Linked DNA regions of Homo sapiens: region 1 is linked to region 2. Evidence: read pairs that join two places in POLR2A ChIA-PET (ENCODE). Cell type or tissue: B cell. All regions are shown on one strand. Each heading gives the region's core, and the rest is flanking DNA. Links, peaks and the distances in the headings are about the cores only. Region 1 holds the start of PART1 (prostate androgen-regulated transcript 1). Region 2 overlaps PDE4D (phosphodiesterase 4D).

Evidence for each region. ChIA-PET counts read pairs that join two places held together with the same protein. Peaks named below come from ENCODE experiments on the same cell type or tissue, not always from the same donor. Only the 100,000 strongest peaks of a DNase experiment are listed, where the experiment ranks them.
Region 1: POLR2A ChIA-PET joins it to region 2 with 7 read pairs; 1 of 35 experiments calls an interaction of 5 or more read pairs at or near these places.

The regions. Positions count from the first base shown.
Region 1 is chr5:60,485,250-60,502,816 of GRCh38, forward strand. PART1 (prostate androgen-regulated transcript 1) reads left to right here and starts at 2,464. Exons shown (of 4, transcript NR_024617.1): 1 at 2,464-3,174. It also overlaps a transcript of PDE4D not described here. In B cell, for the core only: no CTCF peak of the experiment used is centred there; a DNase peak (open chromatin) is centred at 9,572; H3K27ac peaks cover 710 bases.
Region 2 is chr5:59,334,472-59,339,471 of GRCh38, forward strand. The region is part of intron 1 of PDE4D (phosphodiesterase 4D); the gene reads right to left. Among named protein-coding and RNA genes, the nearest start is that of PDE4D-AS1, 300 kb to the left of the region's middle. In B cell, for the core only: no CTCF peak of the experiment used is centred there; a DNase peak (open chromatin) is centred at 2,980; H3K27ac peaks cover 289 bases.

The DNA.
Region 1 (17,567 bases), core at 6,924-11,923, 1.2 Mb after region 2:
GCTCAAGGTAGACAGCAACTCTTTTGAAAACACAAAGTAAGAATTATTAAATTCTTGGGCAAGCTGAAGAAATCAAATCAGTCCTATATATAACACAGGAAAAACGTTGGAGGGAAGAGCAAATTTTTCCAAAAACAAAATTCACCAAAAAAAAAAAAACCCACTGGAAAATGTAATTCAATCAAAAAATTATATTTTCTTCAATTTGGATTTATGTCTTTGCTTCAGTAGGTAGTGTTAATAGTCTCCAAATGCCAGTGTGTATTCATGAACACTTAGCAAGTTCATGATGTGATACATTCCTTTTTGGATACATCTTTCGTCAAATCCATCTGTCTATGGCAGATATGCATAGTTTTACAGAACCTTATCTGCAAAAGAACTTCCACAGTTAGACAAAAATGGTTTTAGAAAATTGAGAGGAGTGGATAGAAGAAAGATCAACTATTGCTGTTTGGGAGATTTTTTTTGCTTTCCCCACCATGCCTTGCCCCCAGCCCACTGTCCACTGGGCACCTGGCACCTCTAGACTCCATTTCTTAAAGCTCTGTTCTTTCACAAGTAAGAGATATGACTCTGGCATCTCAGGAAGAACTGAAGTGATGGAAGTCCCAGAGGAAAGTACCGATGCAAGACGTAAATACTCCTAGTATACACCCACCAGAATTTCCTTGAGCCTTGGTTTTAAACATCCTCTGAATTATATAGGCAGCTGATTAATGTTTGATAATTAAGCATTTTTATGTGATTCATCTCAATAAGAGCCCAAGCAAGGTAATGTAAACAATGAAGGCATAAAAAGGTGGAAGGAGATGTGAATACTACACCAAGTGGGCCACATGGACCTAAGGAAAAAGAGGAGCTGAGTTGAAGTCAGGAGCTGATTCAGATAAAGCAGCTTCAACTCTACTACTTCTTACTCTTAGATGGGCTCCAGACCACCTTGAGGGATGGGATTATATTTATTTTATAGATGCACTCCTTTCTCCCACTAATACAGTCAGTTAGGAATGTATAGCTAAGAATGAGCCAACCATTACTATTCGTGTCTATGGCTACAGAAACTCAATAAATCAACTCACTATTCTGGGTCAATAAATGAACTCATTATACTGTTTCTTCATGAAGTAAATGTGTTTCTAAAGGAATGTATTAAAATTACATTTTTAAAAATCTATGTATTTTGCATATATTTGATTGATACAGAAAAGGAGTCTACGTTGGCTACTTTTCTTTCTTTCTACAAACTTCATTCATTGGTGTGATCTGAAAGGGGATAATATTTCAGAAAGCAAAAATATTTTTAACAACAAAACTTTGTATTTCCAGTGTGATCTAAACACAAAATTATGCAAAACACAACTAATATTTCTCTCCTACTGGCTAAATCATGCCAGTTGTTTAGGTGCAATCAAAAATAAGCCACTAATGTTATTTTTATAGGAATTGGCAAGTAATTGCCAACTATAGCTATTAAAAGTTTATATTTGCCACAGGAGCCTGTGATTTTAAATACTGTTCAAATGATTTATGCTTGAGAGTTATACATAGCACAAATACATACATTTGTATCTACAGGTCTAAAGAGGAAAAATTAGACAAAAAGCAACTTGAAAAGGAACCCCTTTATTTTTAATGACCTACCTTTGTGCTGTATTGAGAAAAAGTATAAAAATTATTTGGGAGGAAGAAAAATATTTCTAAGCACTAATTTCATAGGCAAAAGCCCTATTATTTTTTATGATAGGCTAGGGGAAATCAATAATGATTTAAAAGCAAACAGTAAACTGCTCACATTTACCAGTCTATACTCAGTATTAATTCTACCCTGCAGTGTATGCTATAGAAGGTAATGAAATGCTGATGTTTTCTGGTTTTCCACTTCAATCTGCTCCAGCTTTATCCTAAACCTTGTCAGCAACAGAAGTTACCCCCCAGCAATCATACAAACCTAATAACGGCTTCCCTGGCTTAATTTGATCTGCTCCAATCACAAATTCCAATCCACATACTTTCTTCTGTTATGGTTGTGTCTGTATGTGTTTAATGTACTTTTTATAAGGCTTTTTTACAACAAGCGCATGGTTTTTCATTCAGCCCTCTACCACATAAACAGAACCACTGAAGAGCATTTTTGTTCATATAAAAATGTTTTAGTTATTCATAGTGTATGTCTTCAATTGGCTGCAGATTACAGTGAACAAAAGTATTGCTGCCATCATTTTACATTTCTCCTGTTACTGTGCCCTATCTGCTGTGTACCCCTGTCCCCAAAGCATTTATTATAATATTTGCTGCTTGCTCTCAGTTTTGGACTGAGATGCTTGGGGGTGGGAAAACTTAAAACTTGCCTGACTCAAGTGCTCTCTAAGCTTTGATCCCAGCATCCTGCTTTAACCTGCTCCTGTTGGACCTCTGCCACTTTACTGACCCCATAAAACAAACAGAGCTAGCAAATGCATCAAACAGCCTCCTTCAAAATGCAGCTTGACTGTGATTCATGGCACAAAGCTGGAATAACCCTGCCAGTTCTTAGAAGCTTTAAGATTCATCGTCTTGAACTTGATACACATAGTATAGCACCTTAAAAACGAATCATCTGCTAGTTCAGTATTTTCTACTTACAATCACTCCCTCCCAGGGCATGTAATTAATTTACTGAGCTTAAAAAAAAAATATCAGGATTACTCACACAGTCTTGAAGATGCAATGTCAGCTATTTAGGACAGAAACATCCAAGGCCGTGTCAGAACTCAATTACGACTACATATGCATTAAGGCAGGAACTGGCAGGCCTCAGGGTACGCCAACTATAGGACTCGTGCTTCTCGTACGCTGGGCTATAATCTATGAAACTGAGCTCCAGAGCCAGCCAATCACTTAGCTCCTCATAACAAGTCTAACTGGCTCTGGAAAGCTGAAAGGGCTGCACTGGAACAACACAGATGAGATATTCTACACATTAATCTACTTATCTGGAATCACTTTGCCTCTAAAGGCCAGAGAAAAATCACAGCTTCCTTGTCGGAGGGGAAAAGGACAGGTGATCTGGGGAAAACGCAGCTACACCTGGAGCAAGGTCTCTTCCCGGCTTGGCAATCTCAGCTGTGCCGGCGCTACGGGACCCGAGCCGTCCCAGAAACCAAAGGGCAGGCACGGCAGCAAACGCCTGAGGTAATTTTCATCTTTCTTTTTATTTTTAGTAGAATAATGCAGACTGAAAGTGATAAGCATAAAGTCGCTGAGGCAACTAGATATGCTTCGATTTTATTTTACATTTTCCTATTCTAATCGTGTGCAGGATCATTTGTTATGAAGTCTGAGGAGGGGGAGAATTAATGTACCTGAAATAAACTTGAAACTAAAACGATCATTTGTGGAGGAAAATACAGGATTTTCCAGAACAGTTTCAGAGCTACCTTTGCAGATGGGTAGGCTTTTCACCCACCCACAGAAAGAAGAGTCAACGGGGCTGAGACAGGACAGGGATGGGTTTCAGGAGCACAATTAAAAGTTTTTCGTATCTTAAAGAAAATATCTATGTTCAGAGAGAAAATTGAGAAGATAAGTTACTGCCCAGTTCCTCTGGTCTTTGACACTTAGACCACATAAGAATGTTCCATGGTAGAAGGGTTGGGACAGAGAATCTTAGGAATCCTAAGAGAGAATCAATACTGCTCCCCTACCCCAGGTTTTTCTTGTTTTCTTTACAATAGTATCCTTATTTCCCATTACATTTTAGTGTTAGTCATACCAATTACTTGTTACACCATACTTCTACATTTGCAGTTATTAAAGGATCTGCAGAAAACATTTTAAAGTCAAAATGATTATAGAGGCAACTAAAATAAGAAAGCAAAAAAATATGTGAAACTGACATACACATAACCAGAACACCACACCCCTTAGATACTTAATGTACTTAACCCAATGACAAATCCTTCCAAATCCTTAGCAAATTGTCTGTTTCTTTAATACATTTTGTAGCAAGTGTAACATTAGCAACGAAGAAAAACTTTGGCAATAAACTTGTACATAACTAAATCAATCCTTATGCTTTCATAGTGACGATAGAATATACATAATATTTTATTTGTTTTGTTGGACTTATAAAATCCTAAGGCAAGAAGCTGAGAAGAAAATTTTGCTTTATTTAGTGGTGACATATAAACAGTAACAGAAGAGACATTTATGCACTTTTTTTGGCTGTAGATAATTGACTGAATTCAACTTGAGATTTGACACCAGAAAGAAAAACGTTGCAATAGACAGAAAACAGAAAAAGTAATCCATTGGCAATTTCCCCCCAGGGTTTGTTCTTTGAATTGTCCAATCTGTGACTAGCCAGGGAAGAATATTTCTGCTCTGTTTAAATAGTTTTTATTTAATTAAACCTTTGTTTATTTGACAGTGCTGCTGCCTTCGGTGACTATATGAGAATGGAAACTTCTAAGGAAGCCAGGTTGTTAGAATTGTTACCCCCTTTACTCAGAGATAACATAGATTATCCAGGCTGAGATGGAAAACAAGCCCTTTATTGAATTTTCAACACAGACTCCCTGCTTCTCATCTCCTTAATAAAATTTCATTAAAATCCCCTTGAACTCCCATGTTCAAATCTCCATTTGTTGACAGACAAAGCCAACAATACTCTAAACTGAGGCCTGCAAGTCATTTCATTTGTATTTTTGTCCAGAAATTTCCCATAGGAAGACTTCACCTCCTACAACTCCGAAGAAAACCCTTACTGTCCAAGACCGTCACCAGCAACCATCCGCAGTCATTCAAGTGGAAGCTTTCACAGCTTTTGTACATTCTCTGTGTCAATATACAACTGAGTTACAGACTGTCCCCTGGCTCCCTGACCCTTACAAACACTAAAAGTTTTGTTTGACTCAACTTCAAGCTGCTCATCTGTTAGTAAGTGATGTTCACTCCAGAACACATTCATGATGAGAACTTTCTAAAAGACCAGCACTGCTCTTCCCCTCCTATAATCATAATAATCATGATAACCTGAAACATGTTACTGGGACTCGACATTTTTCTGGGGATTGAAATCTTTAGTCCTTGGAGCTGTCACATAGCAGGGGCAACCTCACACTGAAACAAAGGAAGTGATGTCCCATTATTATCCACCCTGAGCCACCATAATATGCTGTTTACATTTATTTTCTTCAGCCTGTGCAAAACAAAGCAATGGAAAAGGAAACTAAAAAATATACATACTAGTACCATTATCTTCTTTTGCCTAAAATTACTAATGCACCACGTCAGTCTGCTTCCTTCAGGCATCATTCTCAATTCATCAGGACTTGTATTAGCAGGTTCTGGCTAGAGAGACTATCTCCTGTCATCACGATCAATTAATGTTTTCTGGTGATCACATCAGGCCCTATCTAAGAAGCTCATGGTATACAAGGGTCACCCAAATAGCTGAGTGCAGTCCTTGCTCATATTTCCTTCATCTTAACCCCGCAAACAAGAATTAAGATGATCCCAATAAAAGAAAAATTGCTCAGGAAACTGAACCTTTTTCTGAACCAAGCACTGTCAGCAAATCTCAGGTATTAGAGCAACTATGGTTGATTGAAAAGTGTCTCAAAATCTGGGCCAAGAATGATTGCTAGGTCCATAAGCTAATTTGTCTGGCCTTGCCATTTACGTAAGCCAAAGAAAGTCACTCATGAGTAAACTATAGAAAACGTTCAGACCCATCCTGTTAGTATGTCAAATCAACTAAGACTGGCAGGGTATTAACTCCATTCCAGGTGACATGGATAAAGAGCCCCATTATTTTCACAGTGCCAGCCTCTACCTAAGGAAACCCTAGACCTTGGAACCAGTTTCCTGGTAGGGAACTGCTGACAGTTTCAATGCTGACAGTTGGAGCCAATGCCTCATAGTGTAAACTGAAAGAAAAATAGTTGCTTTTTAAAATGTCAGCAAGAAGGCCTGCCTCATCTTAACAAAGCAAAAAAAAATGCTTTAATTCAAATTAAAAATCATGATACTAGAGATGGGAGTCTGTGGTCACTATAAAGATAAAGTTCATGTTCTTGGTTCAGATAACAAAACACTTTATCTGGATAAATGGACCTCAAAATTTGCTCTTGGCACATGGGGGAAATTTTTTGTTGTATTTTGTTGTTGTTGTTGTTCTTGTTGTTATTGTTTAAATTAATCTTCCTAAGGCCATGAATATGAAATCATATTAATAATGCATGTGACAAAATTCTAAAATATATTACACTTAAAATTAGCATAAACCATCAACTTTTAGTACTCATATATTGCAGTCAAAACTCTTCTAGGTAATGAGACCTGAACAGAAGGATCCATTTATCTGTGGTCTTGCTCTTTGTCTAAGTTTCTCGAAAGCATTAGGACAATGACATATACAAAAACTGGCAATTACATTTAATAAGAAAAATGTGGGGAGTGCATTCTTAATATTTGATGCTAAAACCATATCTTTGCTTTAAACATGTAAAGCAGTATAACATGGTGGTTGGTAGAAACTCTGGAGTCAGGCCACCTGGGTTCACATCCCAGCTCTGACTCTTAATTGTTAGACCCTGAGCAAGCTACTTAACAGCATTATGCCTCAGTTTCCTCCTATATAAAAGGGTGCCACACACAGTAACTACCTCCTAGGCTGGTGTGAAGATTAAATGGGCAAATACATGCTTAGAACTGAGCCTATTATATGGTGACTGCTCATTAAAAGAAAATTGTCGGGAGGGATAGCATTGGGAGATATACCTAATGCTAGATGACGCGTTAGTGGGTGCAGCGCACCAGCATGGCACATGTATACATATGTAACTAACCTGCACAATGTGCACATGTACCCTAAAACTTAAAGTATAATTAAAAAAAAAAAAAAAAGAAAATTGTCAGCTAGAAATGGTGGCTCGCCCCTTTAGTAATCCCAGCCCTTTAGAAGGCCAAGGATCACTTGAATCCAGGAGTTTGAGACCACCCTGAGCAACACAGCAAGACCCCATCTCTGCAAAAAAGAGAAACAAATAAATAAATAGCTGGGCATGGTAGCACACACCTGTAGTCCCAGCTACTTGGGAGGCCAAGGTGGGAGGATCACTTAAGTCCAGGAGTTGGAGGCTGCAGTGAGCTATGGTTGTGCTATTGCACTCCAGCCTCAGTGACAGAGTGAGATCCTGTCTCAAAGAAAAAATTGAAAAAACATAAATAAATAGAAATAAAATTGTTTTTATTAGGATTAAGCTCACTGCAATAAATATACACAATATTGAAAATGAAGGTGAATTCCATGGAATACTATGCAGCCATAAAAAAGGATGAGATCATGTCCTTTGCAGGGAGATGGATGAAGCTGGAAACCATCATTCTCAGCAAACTATCACAAGGACAGAAAACCAAACACCGCATGTTCTCACTCATAGGTGGGAACTGAACAATGAGAACACTTGGACACAGGGCAGGGAACATCACACACGAGGGCCTGTCAGTGGGTAGGGGGCTGAGGGAGGGATAGCATTAGGAGAAATACCTAATATAAATGACGAGTTGATGGGTGCAGCAAACCAACATGGCACATGTATGCCTATGTAACAAATCTGCACATTGTGCACATGTACCCTAGTACTTAAAGTATAAAAAAAAAAGATTAAAAAAAAGAAGAAAAGAAAAAAAAAATGAAGGTGAATTAATGAACTGCCAGATGTGGTGAAATGTGTCTACTAACATCACATATTGCATTTCAACTAATATTTGTAAGTAAGATTTTGCCTTAAGGCCTCTAAGATAACAGCACAGTGAAGTGTGTTGGTCACTATTAATCATCAGTTTTTTGCCTGGTTCTCAATTGACACTTTTAACCCTGCCCTGTATTTTGCTGTGTCATGCAAGGACACTAACCCAGGACATGACACACAAGGGGTAACAGTAGTAGACATGATTCATATGATAGTTGGTACAAAGTTTAGACTAGTTTAAACATTCCTGCATGAGGGAAAAAAAATAATGGAAGTCATTAATCTTCAGTCATGGTAACCTAACCAAAAACGATTTGAAGGAGGAGAAAAAAGAGGGTTACCGATCATGAACAGCTATGCTGATTATCCAAAATACATGAACCATGTCTGGAATTCATGCTGAATTCTCAGCTTAAATATGAGCTATGTTGAAGCGAATTATATTTTCTCCTCCCATTGATGAGAAATTTCTCAGAGCAAGAGAATATCAACTGAGACTTAGACGTGCTCACTAAGAAGCAGCAGAAGAAAGAACAGAGTCTGCTTGGTGAAGGAATAGCCACCCCAGAGAAGGAGTATGGACTTCTATACACAATCATTCATTCATTCATTCATTCATTCATTCATTCATTCATTCACTACTCATGCATGATCTTTGTCCTTATCTTCCTCCACTGTCACATGAATACCCACCCACTGCACCTACCTGCTTCCTATTCCTGAGAACCCAGGCTCACACACAGAGCCATGTTTCTGCAAATGCAGCCCCTCTGACTGCACACCCTTCCCCAGCACCCACCATGAAGACCAAGAAAAATGAATTCCTTCACTAGAAACCCCTTCCTAGCCACCCCTTCTCCATGAAAGGTGGTTACACCCTCCTGAGTAAATTAATGAACCAGTACCACTTACCACATAAATTAGCACTAGAGGACAAACGAACATTGGAAAAATTGAGGGATGTTTTCAGTTTAACAAAAAAAATGCTTTAAAATTGAAACATAGGGTACTTTCTGCAAGATTAAAATTCCAATAAAATCAAATGTGAGGCTTATCGGACCCACAGACAAACTCTTGGCTAAAGTTAGGCATCATCTCTGGTCCTTCTCAACAAATGGATAAAGAAATGCAGGGGATCCCAACATAGTCTCTAGAAATGATCGTATATTTGAAAGTTTGAAAGCTTTGCATGGGGCCTGGCAAGGAGTTGAATGAGCTAAGCTAAGTCTCACTTATTCTAATGATCCTGCTCCTGGCAGAAGAATGCACTGGGGGTAGGGGGATCTCAGACTCAGAGGTGGGTAATTATCTCCCTCTTCCCCCTCTGCTGGTGCAGCTACAGAATCCGACATCAAGATTCCCTCCCAGAGCCACTTGTGCCACTGAGCCTCACCACCTGCAGCACTGCTGCAGTCCAGTCCTGTGACTAAGGGGGCAGTTATTCAGCACTGGACATTCACTGAGAGGAAAATGATGGAAGGGGCTGGAGAATTTCAGGAAAACAATGTATTCTGGAGGACAGCCCTCGGAACTGTGACATAGGTCCAGTTTGTCTTTAGAGCCTTTCCTCCTCACTTCTACCCCCAGAATAGTCTCCCTGGGCTCCCCAGATTCTTCTTTGTGGCCCACAAAGGGGCCTAACCTCCCTCCCATCAACTAAATCTTTTTGTGTGCCATCCCCAGAGTAGCAGATTAAAGCAGTCTGTGAAAATATAAGTAAATGGTCCTGCTATCTTCCAAGTGGCATGTCATTTCAATAGGGGCTTTCTAGAGCTAAAGCTGAGAACCAGAGAAATAACCACCAGTGAACATTTCAGGCCTCATGAAGCATGACAACAAAGGCAGAAGGCAGGCAGGTCTTTCTGGGCCCTAGGGAATCACACCTGCATATCAGCTACCTTCCCCTCTCAGAAATGGGCCAGCCCTATTTGCATAGCCCTGAGCCAAGGAAAAGGTCAAGCTTTCCCTTCTCCATGCAGGGTCACCATCATGATTATACAACCTGTACCACACCTGTAAGTCCCACCTCCATGGCCCCTGTGTCTTCCTCTCTACCTCCAGAGCACAGGCCACCACTAAGCAAGGAAAGAGTTCTCACTTCTTTAACCTTCCCACAATACAGATAAATATCACATATAGTGCCTCAAAAGCAATTTGGCCATGGAGATACATTTGCAATCACCAGCAACTAAAAGAGACATGAGTTGCTCTATATCTAACTTCAGTCCATGGTATTTTGTCTAACTTTTGTCATGAAAATTTACACACAGAAATCAGAGGAGTGGAAAGAAAGCAGATTACACTGAGTCACAGTTGCACTAGGAAATAACACAGTGGCTCTCGAATGTCATGTGCATAAGGATGATGACCCAAGGCACCTGCTAAAATGGTAGATCCCTGGCTCCCACTACAGGATGCTGATCCCATGGATCTAGAGTAGAATCTAGGAATCTGCCTTTTCATTGCCCACACCCACCACCATGCGTCAATGTTTGTAAAGCCAGTGATCTATGGACCACTCCTTAAGAATCATTGAGATAGTGCATGCAGACTACTTAACAGAAAACCTGGTACAAATTTTCAATGCTTGCTAGCTAGCATTATTACCAATCAGAATCAATCCCAACTTCATAGATTCTACTTAGACTTGACCTTTTGCTAAGTGAAAATTGCACATGGGTGCGGAAGTATGGTAGCAAGCCAGGAGTTGTTTTAGTGCAGGAAGAGAAATAAGAAGAGGGATACAGTACGTGTCCTTCTAATGATCCTTTAACCATTAATGAAATCTCTTGAGCCCTAATTATCCCCTATTCCACAGTTTTCAACAGCTCTGAAAAGATTACACAGGGGTATCTGAAATAATTATCTATGGACCAGAAATTCCCAATGTAAAAACACTCAAAATATTGCCATTTTTATTTTTCTGCCTCAGACATGGAAAGCAAAACAGGGCTATTTGTTTTGTTGTGCAAAGCAGGCCCCAAGTGAACAGTGAGTTTCAGAATGGCTGAGTCCACCAACTTTGGCACAGTATCAGAGAAGTGAATCCCAAACCTGACTGGCTGTTGTGCTCCTGTGAGTCTTGGCTATTTCCTTTTGCTGCCAATGTGGGCCCTCTGCAGATGGTTGCAGCTGAGTATGTCTACTTACCTCTTGGACTGACTCCTCACCATAAATGGGATGGCCGTTCAGGAAATCTTCTGTTTGCTTTGCACGCTCCTGAGTATAGGACAAAGCGCTGTTGTTTAAGAACATAAATAACAAAAGCTTTGTTCTTCCAAACCGAGAGGGAAACTGTAGATCTATCCAAAATGACTTGGTCTTAAACTGCCTAAGGATGACAAGAATGAAATATTATTTTAGGCTGCCCATCAGCATCCGTCTCTCAATCTCCTGTCTTGGCTTCAGAAAACAATGACTCAATATGGTCTTTTTCTGACACATTGCAGCCTTAGGAAAATACTGTTCCACATATTTGGAACTAGAGCTTTCCCTGCATTAAAATAAGTGGAAGTTATTCAAAAGCCCACTTAGCTTTCTCTCTTTGAATCTGGGCATAGGAACACAGCTGTTTGTACTCACATAATGAAAGAAAAAAAGGAAACTGTGTATGACAAAAAAAAATCAAAATACATTTTTTACTAGGTGCTTGACATGTATTTTATTGCTTGATTCTCACAACAACCTCTAAGAGTTTGGTATTATCTCCATTTTCACCAAGAGTGAGAAAGGTTAAATAAGTTTCCCTAAGGACATAGAGTTGATAGGTGGGAGAGGAAACAGTTAAATAGCAAAGGAAGTAAAGGTAGCCTGAAATTCTAACTGTTCAGATTTAAATTAACAACTTCCCATATTTCTAGTAATATGACTGTATAGAAATGTGATTGTTGTGTTTCATAACCTGTTTTGTACCATTAAATAATTTTTCACATTAATATATGAAGCTTTACACCATCATTTTATTGACTATGCAGGATTTCACAGTAGGTATTTATCATAATTTACTATACCAGTTCTCTATTGATAAACATTAAAGTTATTTCTCATTTTCCCCATGAATATGCTTTTGCAAACATACTACATAAATGTATTTTTACATTTGTATAGTTGTCTTCTTAGGATAAGTCCTAGACCCAGAATTTCTGGGCAAGAAGATTATACATTTCACATTTCAGTAAGTATCAGCCACCTGCCCTCCAAAAGGTTGTATCAGGTAGTTGTATGAGCACATCCATTTCATCAAACTCACAGGCACACCGAGTTTAACCATCCATTCACATTTCTGCCAAAATGATGTGGGGAAATGATAGCATTGTTATCTTTATAATCACAATGCTAATTGGGGGGTTAGGTGTTAGGCATCTTCTCTTATGTATTGGCCGCTTGCAATTCTTTTTTGTCTTTCTTTTTTTTTGTTTTTGTTTTTGTTTTTGAGGCAGGATCTTGCTCTGTTGTCCAGGCTGGAGTGCAGTGGTGTGAACACGGTTCACTGCAGCCTCAACCTCCCAGTTGCAAGTGATCCTCCCACCTCAACCTCCCAAGCAGCTGGGATCATAGGCACATGCCACTAAGCCTGGCTAATTTTTTTTATTTTTTGTAGAGACAGGGTCTCACTATGTTCCCCAGGCTGATCTCAAACCCCTGGCCTCATGAGACCCTCCCACCTTGGCCTCCCAAAGTATTTAGATTACAGTGTGAGTCATGGGGCACACCAGCCACCTGTAATTCTTTCAGAAGTCAATTAGTCCTATCCTCTTTCTACTTTTCTATCAAAATCTGACTCCAAAATTAATTGCAAGTGCTTTCTCCCACCCCTACCTGTTTTCTCATTGTCTGAGCTCTGCAAAGCTGATGTGCTGGTATATTACAGACTTTGATCTATTGCCAGGAAAACTTTGGCAACATATTGCCAGGGCGATTAGTCAAGTTCCATAACATATGTTCCAAGAAGGAACACTGGTTAAGTCTAAAGAATAGAAATCCATAAATTTCTCCTTGGTCGTCTGCTTCAGAAATAGGTCATCCTCTGACTATCAGCAGTTGTTTAGCCGAAAAGAAACAATGATCCATTCAAACTTAAATCTTGTTCTTCTGCACAGAAAAGTTTGGATAACAGAAAGAAGGCAAGAACAGTTTGGAGGAACATCCCCAGAACCAGTGACTGGAGACACACACATGCACACACACACACACACACACACACACACACAATTTTCCATGCCCCAGACAGAGTCAGACCACAAAGATTGTGCTGTGACTCAGGTTAGAGATGTCTTTGCTCAGAGGAAAATGAGGCCCACAAACATAAAGTAACTTGTCTAAAATCAACCAGCAAACAGCAGTCCACTGACTCCCTGGGCAGAGTCCATTCCACTAAAGGACCCTTGCCAAAGGTGAATCCGAGCACAAGTTGAGTCCCCAGAGTGTAAAACATTGACTCTCTCTCCCAAAAGGCCAGAATTGTGTTAAAAAGGCATTATAACAAGAATACCTTCACCCCAGTCCCAGAACTTGTACAAATGGGGCCTGGGCCACAGGGATGGCCAGCATCCTAGCTGCTAAGGTTGGACATGGATCTGACTGGCTGTGGGCAGAGGGCTTCAGGGACAATGTTAGGCTGCCCTCTTGTTCCTGTACTCAAGAGAGTATGATCAAATCCAAACAGCAACACTGGGCTGGTATCCAGCTCTTATGGTATCTAGCTTTTTCTTTACAATATCACTTGTATAATCAGCTTGTTTTTTTTAATCTTGTCTGTTCAAATTTAGCCAATTCCAGGCTCTGAGCTAAAGAAAACCAAGCCTGGCCAGGTAGTGGTCCTATCCTCCTATAAGGGCTTCTGCCTTAGCCCAGCAGAGACTCAAATGTGACCAAGATCTCTGACAGAAGAACTGTACAAGGGCTACCTATCCCATCTCACCTGCAGAAAAATGCATGGATGAGTGGCCCCACATTCATTCCACCTAGGTGATCAGCCACCCAATGGCATTAGCTCCCTCTCTATAAAATCCTGCATCATGAAACTCTTACCAAACCCAAACAAAGATTCTATTCCACCCAACGCAGATCCTTGATGAAGACTAGAAAAGCGGCTTCCTCCATATTTTATCAATTTGAAAGCATTTTTGTGAACCCTTTAGATATCCACATGGGCCAAACAGAATAAACAGTTCACACTGAGACTTAAAAAACAACTGGATCTGTGTATTTAGGAAACTGGCTTAGAACACAACAGTGGTGATTAGTTTGTGCCAGGAGATGTGCATGCATTATGCCATTTAATCTCACAATGACTTTCCAAGGTGCTTCTTTTTACCCACTCTTTATATATAAGGAAACAGAGGAAACAATAAGGAACAGCTTATTTCTAGACTCAGCTGATTCCTCTACAGAATTTCATGAACTTTCATTGAGATTTCAGCAGTTCTTCCAAAAGACCAAGGGAAAAGTCTGCCTTGAATGTTAAAACTGTCATGAAAGTTGATTCCTGGCTGCTTCACAGACTGACTCCCCTCAGCTTTCTCCTTGGGTTGGGGGCGGTTAAAAAGAAAAAAAAGCAATCTCATGCTGATGGCTCTCTTTGGAAATGGATGTTTTCCACAAGAGAAAATTCTTTCCAAAACTTGGTGCTTATTTTAGGAGAGTTGTGTGGATTCCCAGCCATCTTCACACAGAAAATCTTATACCTCAGAATCAAGAATAAACTCTTCAAGTAAATTTCAGCAACCCGATTGGTCATTAAAGACTCCAAAAAATAAACAACAAAGAGCGAGACAGGGAGAGTTGCACTGCTGGCCCAGACCATTTATAAATACAAGAATTTGAAGCAGAGGTTTGAAAATGCTTATGGTATATTTCTCTCCTCTCCTTCAGTTTTCCTGTTAGCCCTCTTGGCTTCAGAGGTTTTTACTTGCTGATTCTCAAGGTTGGACTACATTTAATTGGTTTTGTTTCTTGAAACATTCACTCAATTTTGATTAGCAAATTTGCTTCTTTTCTTTTTTTCTCCAAATATGATCAAAAAGAAACTAAAACCCAGGCTGGGTGTGGTGGCTCATACCTCTAATCCCAGCACTTAGGGAGATTGAAACAGGATAACTTGAGCCCAGGAGTTTGAGATCAGCCTAGGCAACATAGTGAGACACCATCTCTAGAAAAATAAAAAAATTAGCTGGGTGTGGTGGCCATACCTGTGGTCCCAGCTACTGGAGAGGCTGAGGAGAAAGGATCACTTGAACCCAAAAGGTCGAGGCTGCAGTGAGCCATCCATGATTGTGCCACTGCATCCCAGACTGGGTGACAGAGACCCAGTCTCAAAAAAATAAAAATAAAAAAGAAGAAGAAGGAGAAGAAGGAAGAACCTGGTCCCAAGGATGGAAGAAATTTCCACTTGAAAATATTTAAGATTTATTTATAATGCATCTTATGTAATACTACATTAGAGAAATAACTAATTCCATAGATTGTCCAAAATGAAAACTGACTCAGTGCTAAATATCTATAAGGAACTTGGTAAATAGATGTTAAGTAATTTATATTCATCAGTATGATAATAATAACATGCATTTACAAGGAACTTTGCTATTTTCAAAACACTTTCACACATGTCATTTTAAATAACTCTAAAAATTCCATGGAGGACTAAGCGGGGACTTTGTGAACATACATATGAAGTTTATATCCTGGCTTTGCCACTTAGCTGCATGACTTCAGGCAGCTTACTGAAATAATCTGAGCCTCAGCTTTCTCAGCTGTAAACTGTGAATGACAATTGTTCCTTCCTTGCAGAGTTGATGAGACTTAAAGATAATATGTGCCAAAGACATAGCAAGAACCTGACCCATGGCAGGCATTTGGAAATGGGAATTATTGCTATGATTATAAGGCAGGACTGATATAATTAACTCCTCTAACAGCTGAGGCAACTGAGGCTGAAATAGATTAAATCATTCAACCAGTCACTACAGCCACTATGATACCAGAGCTACAGGTTTTCTTTTTTTTTTTAATTTAATTTTATTATTATTAAACTTTAAGTTTTAGGGTACATGTGCACAATGTGCAGGTTAGTTACATATGTATACATGTGCCATGCTGGTGTGCTGCACCCATTAACTCATCATTTAGCATTAGGTATATCTCCTAATACTATCCCTCCCCGCTTCCCCCACCCCACAACAGTCCCCAGAGTGTGATGTTCCCCTTCCTGTGTCCATGTGTTCTCATTGTTCAATTCCCACCTATGAGTAAGAATATGAGGTGTTTGGTTTTTTGTTCTTGCGATAGTTTACTGAGAATGATGATTTCCAATTTCATCCATGTCCCTACAAAGGACATGAACTCATCATGTTTTATGGCTGCATAGTATTCCATGGTGTATATGTGCCACATTTTCTTAATCCAGTCTATCATTGTTGGACATTTGGGTTGGTTCCAAGTCTTTGCTATTGTGAATAGAGCCGCAATAAACATACGTGTGCATGTGTCTTTATAGCAGCATGATTTATAGTCCTTTGGGTATATACCCAGTAATGGGATGGCTGGGTCAAATGGTATTTCTAGTTCTAGATCCCTGAGGAATCGCCACACTGACTTCCACAATGGTTGAACTGGTTTACAGTCCCACCAACAGTGTAAAAGTGTTCCTATTTCTCCACATCCTCTCCAGCACCTGTTGTTTCCTGACTTTTTAATGATCGCCATTCTAACTGGTGTGAGATGGTATCTCATTGTGGTTTTGATTTGCATTTCTCTGATGGCCAGTGATGGTGAGCATTTTTTCATGTGTTTTTTTGGTGGCATAAATGTCTTCTTTTGAGAAGTGTCTGTTCGTGTCCTTCGCCCACTTTTTGATGGGGTTGTTTGTTTTTTTCTTGTAAATTTGTTCGAGTTCATTGTAGATTCTGGATATTAGCCCTTTGTCAGATGAATAGATTGTGAAAATTTTCTCCCATCCTGTAGGTTGCTTGTTCACTCTGATGGTAGTTTCTTTTGCTGTGCAGAAGCTCTTTAGTTTAATTAGATCCCATTTGTCAATTTTGGCTTTGGTTGCCATTGCTTTTGGTGTTTTAGACATGAAGTCCTTGCCCATGCCTATGTCCTGAATGGTAATGCCTAGGTTTTCTTCTAGGGTTTTTATGGTTTTAGGTCTAACGTTTAAGTCTTTAATCCATCTTGAATTAATTTTTGTATAAGGTGTAAGGAAGGGATCCAGTTTCAGCTTTCTACATATGGCTAGCCAGTTTTCCCAGGACCATTTATTAAATAGGGAATCCTTTCCCCATTGCTTGTTTTTCTCAGATTTGTCAAAGATCAGATAGTTGTAGATATGTGGCATTATTTCTGAGGGCTCTGTTCTGTTCCATTGATCTATATCTCTGTTTTGGTAGCAGTACCATGCTGTTTTGGTTACTGTAGCCTTGTAGTATAGTTTGAAGTCAGGTAGTGTGATGCCTCCAGCTTTGTTCTTTTGGCTTAGGATTGACTTGGCAATGCGGGATCTTTTTTGGTGCCATATGAACTTTAAAGTAGTTTTTTCCAATTCTGTGAAGAAAGTCATTGGTAGCTTGATGGAAGCTGTAGACCAGAGCTGTTCCTATTCGGCCATCTTGGCTGTCCCCCTGCTACAGGTTTTCAATCTGACAAAGGAGAGAGTTTTCTGTGCTGATCCAGAACTGAAAGTATGAAGGTAGAATTATTGCCAAAACAGCAGTGTCAATCTCTAAATCTCTAAAATAGTTGATCCATGCTTTTGGAGGGAGCTTATCCCTTCAAAGCAGTAATAAAAGTGTTTTAGGGATCTCTTGTAGCCTCTAGCACATGACAGGC
Region 2 (5,000 bases), core at 1-5,000:
GGTCTCAAACTCCTGACCTCAGGTGATCTGCCCGCCTCAGCCTCCCAAAGTGCTAGGATTACAGGTGTGAGGCACTGTGCCCGGTTGATCTAGTGAATTTTATTTGAAGTTGTGTTTGTAGTGTAAGCATGTTGATTATACGTATTTAGCTTTTATGTTAGTTGTGAGTATGTACACTGGGAAAACTAGTGCCTCCCAACCAACCCTTGGTACCACCATTGTTTTACTTAGGTTTGTAGAGAAAGCAAAACCATATTAATATTGGAACAGAACTTGAAGCGGGTCTTCTCCTCACCTCCCCATTCCTAAAAAAAAAAATCATTTTTATATTCTATAAATTAATTACATTCTGTGTGTCTCTTCCATGGAAGAGATCAACCTAATAAGAATAACAGAAATCATCTAATCCTTCCCATTTCTTCTTGAAATGTTACTGGTACATATGTTTTTCCTTTTCCTGAAACCCATTTGCCTCTGCTTTTCACTTGGCTAATTCCTATTCACTCCTCATTTTTCAGCTTATACACTACTTCCTTCCAGCAGCCTTGATTTCCCATCCATCATATTAATTGGTTCTCTCCTTTCCTGGGATCTTTACTTCTTCAATGCATTTTATCTAATTATGCATTTAATCATGGGCTGATATGTTTAATGTTTTTCTTCGCTATTCCTTTGGAAGGCTCATGACAGCAGGAACCATGTCGGTATGTTTACCACTGTGACCTCAGAGCACAGTCCAGTCCTGGCATAGTATAGGTGCTCAATAAATACTAGTAGTGAAGATCTCAGATTGCTTTCCTGTGCCCAGAGCATGGGAACCAACTCCAAGAAGCAATAGCAATAGGAGACTTCTGACAGTAAAATCTCCATTTTGCAGAGGAAACAGCTATGAAGGCAGAAAGTGCCCATAACTCAGGAAAAGGGAGGATGGCAAAGAACTGCATCTATTTCACAGTCTTGCTCAGGGTCATGGCTGTGGTTATCAATCTTTGCCTCTAAAAATACATAGTTTTTGCCCCTATGGGTGGTCACTGCTTAGTCACTGCAATGGATTTGAACTACACAACCTACATTTATCACTTTTACCCATTTAAGACCAACTTAAAGGCAAAAAGAAGTAAAAGAATGATGAAGACTTTTTTTTTAAGATTCTGCAGTACCTTCATAAGTGTCTCCCTCTCAGGGATGAAGTAAGAATTGCTCCTTTAAAAAGTGTCTTTCTGTGAAAGGACCGGAAAATTCCTAAAGATAGAAACTAAAAAGCTAGATGGCAGCAGACTGCCTTTCATGTCCCTATCAATGAATAGATTGCTAACTAACAATCAGGGGCATTGTTCATATCAATAATATAAATAGTTCAAAAGACTCCAGAAATAAGTTCCTAAGGCACTCCCAGCCATTTGGAATAACTATGGCTTGGAAATTTTCCCATCTTTGTAATTTTGCAAAAAATGATCTAGACTAGAGGTCTATAACTATATTCAGATGATTCCTATTCATAAACTGAGAATAAAGAACAGACCAACTTCAGTAACAGTGACATTGCTGGGAGAATAAATTGGCTCAAGAAGTAACAACAGCAGCAAAACGGTTAAGGCACTTCAAGGTAATCAATTTAGCTCTATCGCTTTTTGCTGTGACTCTGAAGGAAGTTAATTGAATCTCTGAAAGTAGTATCTTGCTGCCTGGAATTGGTACCCACAAGCTTCAAATAAACTATTCCATGAAGTTTAAGCTGTCCTTGACAGAAAGAAGGGCACAATCAGCTCCAAGCCATTAGGGAAGGTATAATTTCACAAGGCAAGACAGCCAAGGAAAGTGATCCTCAAAGGGAAACTTTCGTAGAAAAAATTTTGTACTTTCCTGTCCCCATCCATCAGTAACCTCAACAGAGCTATTTTTGGATTGTTTCCCTTTATTCCTATTGATGACTATTATTATATTTTTGAAAATGTTTTTGTTAATGTTGTTAGAAACTGGTAGGTTAATGAAACTTTAGCCATGGTTGTTGTTGTTAGAAGCAGGTGTAATTAATAAAAGTTTAGCTGTGAAGGCCAGGCATCTCAGGGTTCAAACTTTAGCTTATTGACTACTTTTTAAGCTATGCAACCCTTAGCAAACTGCTTACTCACATGACCTCTGTTCTCACAGCTGCTAACAGAAGTGGTGGCAGTGATAATAATGTTGAGAATTGTTTTGAGGTATAACCAAATTACCATGGAAAATGCCTAGCAAAAGTCCAGGCTTATAGTATGAGCTAATTAATATATCAAAATCTCATTCCTTTCTTTTTTTGGCTTTCCTTTCTTCTACGGCCTTCTCCATCTTCCAAGACCCAGCCTTAGTAGCAGATGATGACTTGGGTCTCCTGCCTACCAAGAAGCCCAGTGCGCTGGCTTCCTGACACAAGACATAGCCCTGTTAGGGAGTCAGGAATCTATTTACTCAATGTTCAGTTCATATTAGAATGCAAATGCTCTTGCAAATAAAAAACATTAACTCATGTCTAATTGCTTATCTACACTTTCAGCACTTCTTCATTTTTTTAAAATTTTACTGTGAGCAGGCTCTAAAAAGAGAATATAGCAAGAACAAAGGTTTTGGCTTTGATGAGGAAAAGTGTGTGGAGAGAACACAAAAAGAGGAGAAGGATGAAGGAAGAAGACAGGAAGGTCTCAAAACCTGAGCTCCTGCAGCAGTCACTCCACTGAACTAGCCCATTCTGAGCTTGTCCAGTTCTTTTGTAAACCAAGCTTGCATGCTTCTTAAATTGTCAATGGTTAGCTTTTCATGGTTCTTAAAAAACTTAAATTTTTAATGATGCTGGTATAAGTGAAAGGCATTCATAAGTTCCCCCCCCCCCACCTTTTTTTTTTTTTTGACACGGAGTCTCGCTGTCGCCCAGGCTGGAGGGCAGTGGTGTGATCTCGGCTCACTGCAGGCTCCGTCCCCCGGGGTTCACGCCATTCTCCTGCGTCAGCCTAAGTTCCCCTTTTTAATAATGAAGGTCATAAATAGGAGCAGTCAACAGCTAACATTTTTGCAGTATTTACCATGCAGTAGACACTGTGCTGGGCACTGTACATGATTATCTCACTTAATCCCCACAAAGCCTTATGAGCTATTATTATTATTTCAATTTACAGATAAGGACACTAAACAGAGAGAGAATATACAGCTACCAAGTGGCAGAATCAGCTAATAGGCCATGTGTTGATATGTTCTGATTGCAGAGTTTGATGCCTCTCCTGGGTGAACTCAATAGGACCAGAACACAGTTCTACTAGAACATCTGGTATGATTTCACAATGTCACGTTGTTTTTGCCTTTGAAGTGAATTGGGGTATTCTGAATGGGCATGGGGACATTTTAAGAGGTCATGGGGCACGAGATTAAACCTACAAATGTCATGGGAGCCTCTCCATCTTGTGAACCCTCTTACTAACCACCTTCATTCCCATTTAGGCTTTTACAAAACACATGACTGTAAACTGATTTTCTTTGGTAGAAGAGAGGAATGTTGTGGAGAAAACACTTGAAAAAGTTCATAGGTTAAAAAAACACAAGAACTACTTGTTTCATACATGGTTTTATGTAAATGTCAAAGATAACCTCTCAAATATTCTTTAAGTTTCCACTAATATGTGATATCCCAAAAATGTTGCCTCCCGTGATAATATCTTGCATTCTTCTGTTATTCCATGAAGCATATCTTACTTGGTTCTCACAGCCAACAATCAACTGAGGTAATAAGGAAAGATAACCATAGCCCTGCTTTATAGAGGCAAAAGTGGGATCTCATGCTATATGGCACAGCAGAAACAGAATCTCAAACTAGTATTTAGGCCCCTAGTCCCAGCCAATAACAAGTTTCATTAGCGCAAAAGTTCTTTACCTACACACAGTCTATGGCTTTCTTGGTGAAAATAGTATTCTTGGTGAACTGAATTTTGCACAGGAAACAATGGACTCAGCATCTCATATTCTTGTTTAGTGTATCTTAGGAATCATGTGCATGTCCAGTCTAAAGCAGCAGGTTGTCTAAAGAGTGTTCGGCTAGGCAGTGCCGAAAGACTGCACGTCATTAGCTTTTGAAAGTCATTACCATTAAGTCCATGTCCCTAAATTGTTTCTTTCTGTGAGGAAGGCAGAGGATCATATTTGAATCCAAGATCATCGAAGTATGGTAGACATGAAAGGCGTGTGGTTAGGGCACTAGCAGAACTCAAGAGCAAGTATGCACTTTCCAAGTTCCCAGGGGGCAGGCTGATGGCAGAAATGTCTAATTTGAACAAAACTGCTAAATAACTTGCTTTTTTACTTAAATTCCTACAAAAATTTCCCACTGCTATAGCAACTATTAATGAAAGTCTGTTTTTATGCTTCTCGATGACATTTTTAGCATAATTTAGAGAAAAAACCTCAGAAAATAAAAAAAGTAATTGTAAGACATATGTTATGAAAATATCTTATGAAATATGTTATGAAACTTTTGTTCATTATGTAACCAGTGCCAAATTTGCAACCATTTAGGTCTCTGATGGTGATAACTTATTTATCTTGTCATTACTTTTCCAAATCCCAAGTCCTACAGAACTGTAGCTTCAACTAGAAGCCAAGCCCTACCTTTGTCCTACACAAAAAGAGACCTAGACTGTGAGCAGCCTCGCTACAGATTTCTTTGACTCCCTTTGGATCACACACTATGAATATAAGAATAACCAAGACATGCATCCAAGTTTATTTTTAAATTCTAGTTTTGCTTTTTCTGATGTAGCAAAAAGTGAGTTATCTGAGCATCAAATTACATATTTTCCTGAAATATTTTATATTTTCTCAAAGCCATTTTCCTTAGTAACTAATAATGAGAGATGATAGAAGGCAATTTAAGGCATCTCAGCATTTCCAAATAGCATTCTGTCTAAGGTTAGTTTCAGCATGCAACTGGTGATAAATGGCATATAGATGCATGTGCAGGGGAGGAGGTGTTCTGTGGCAAA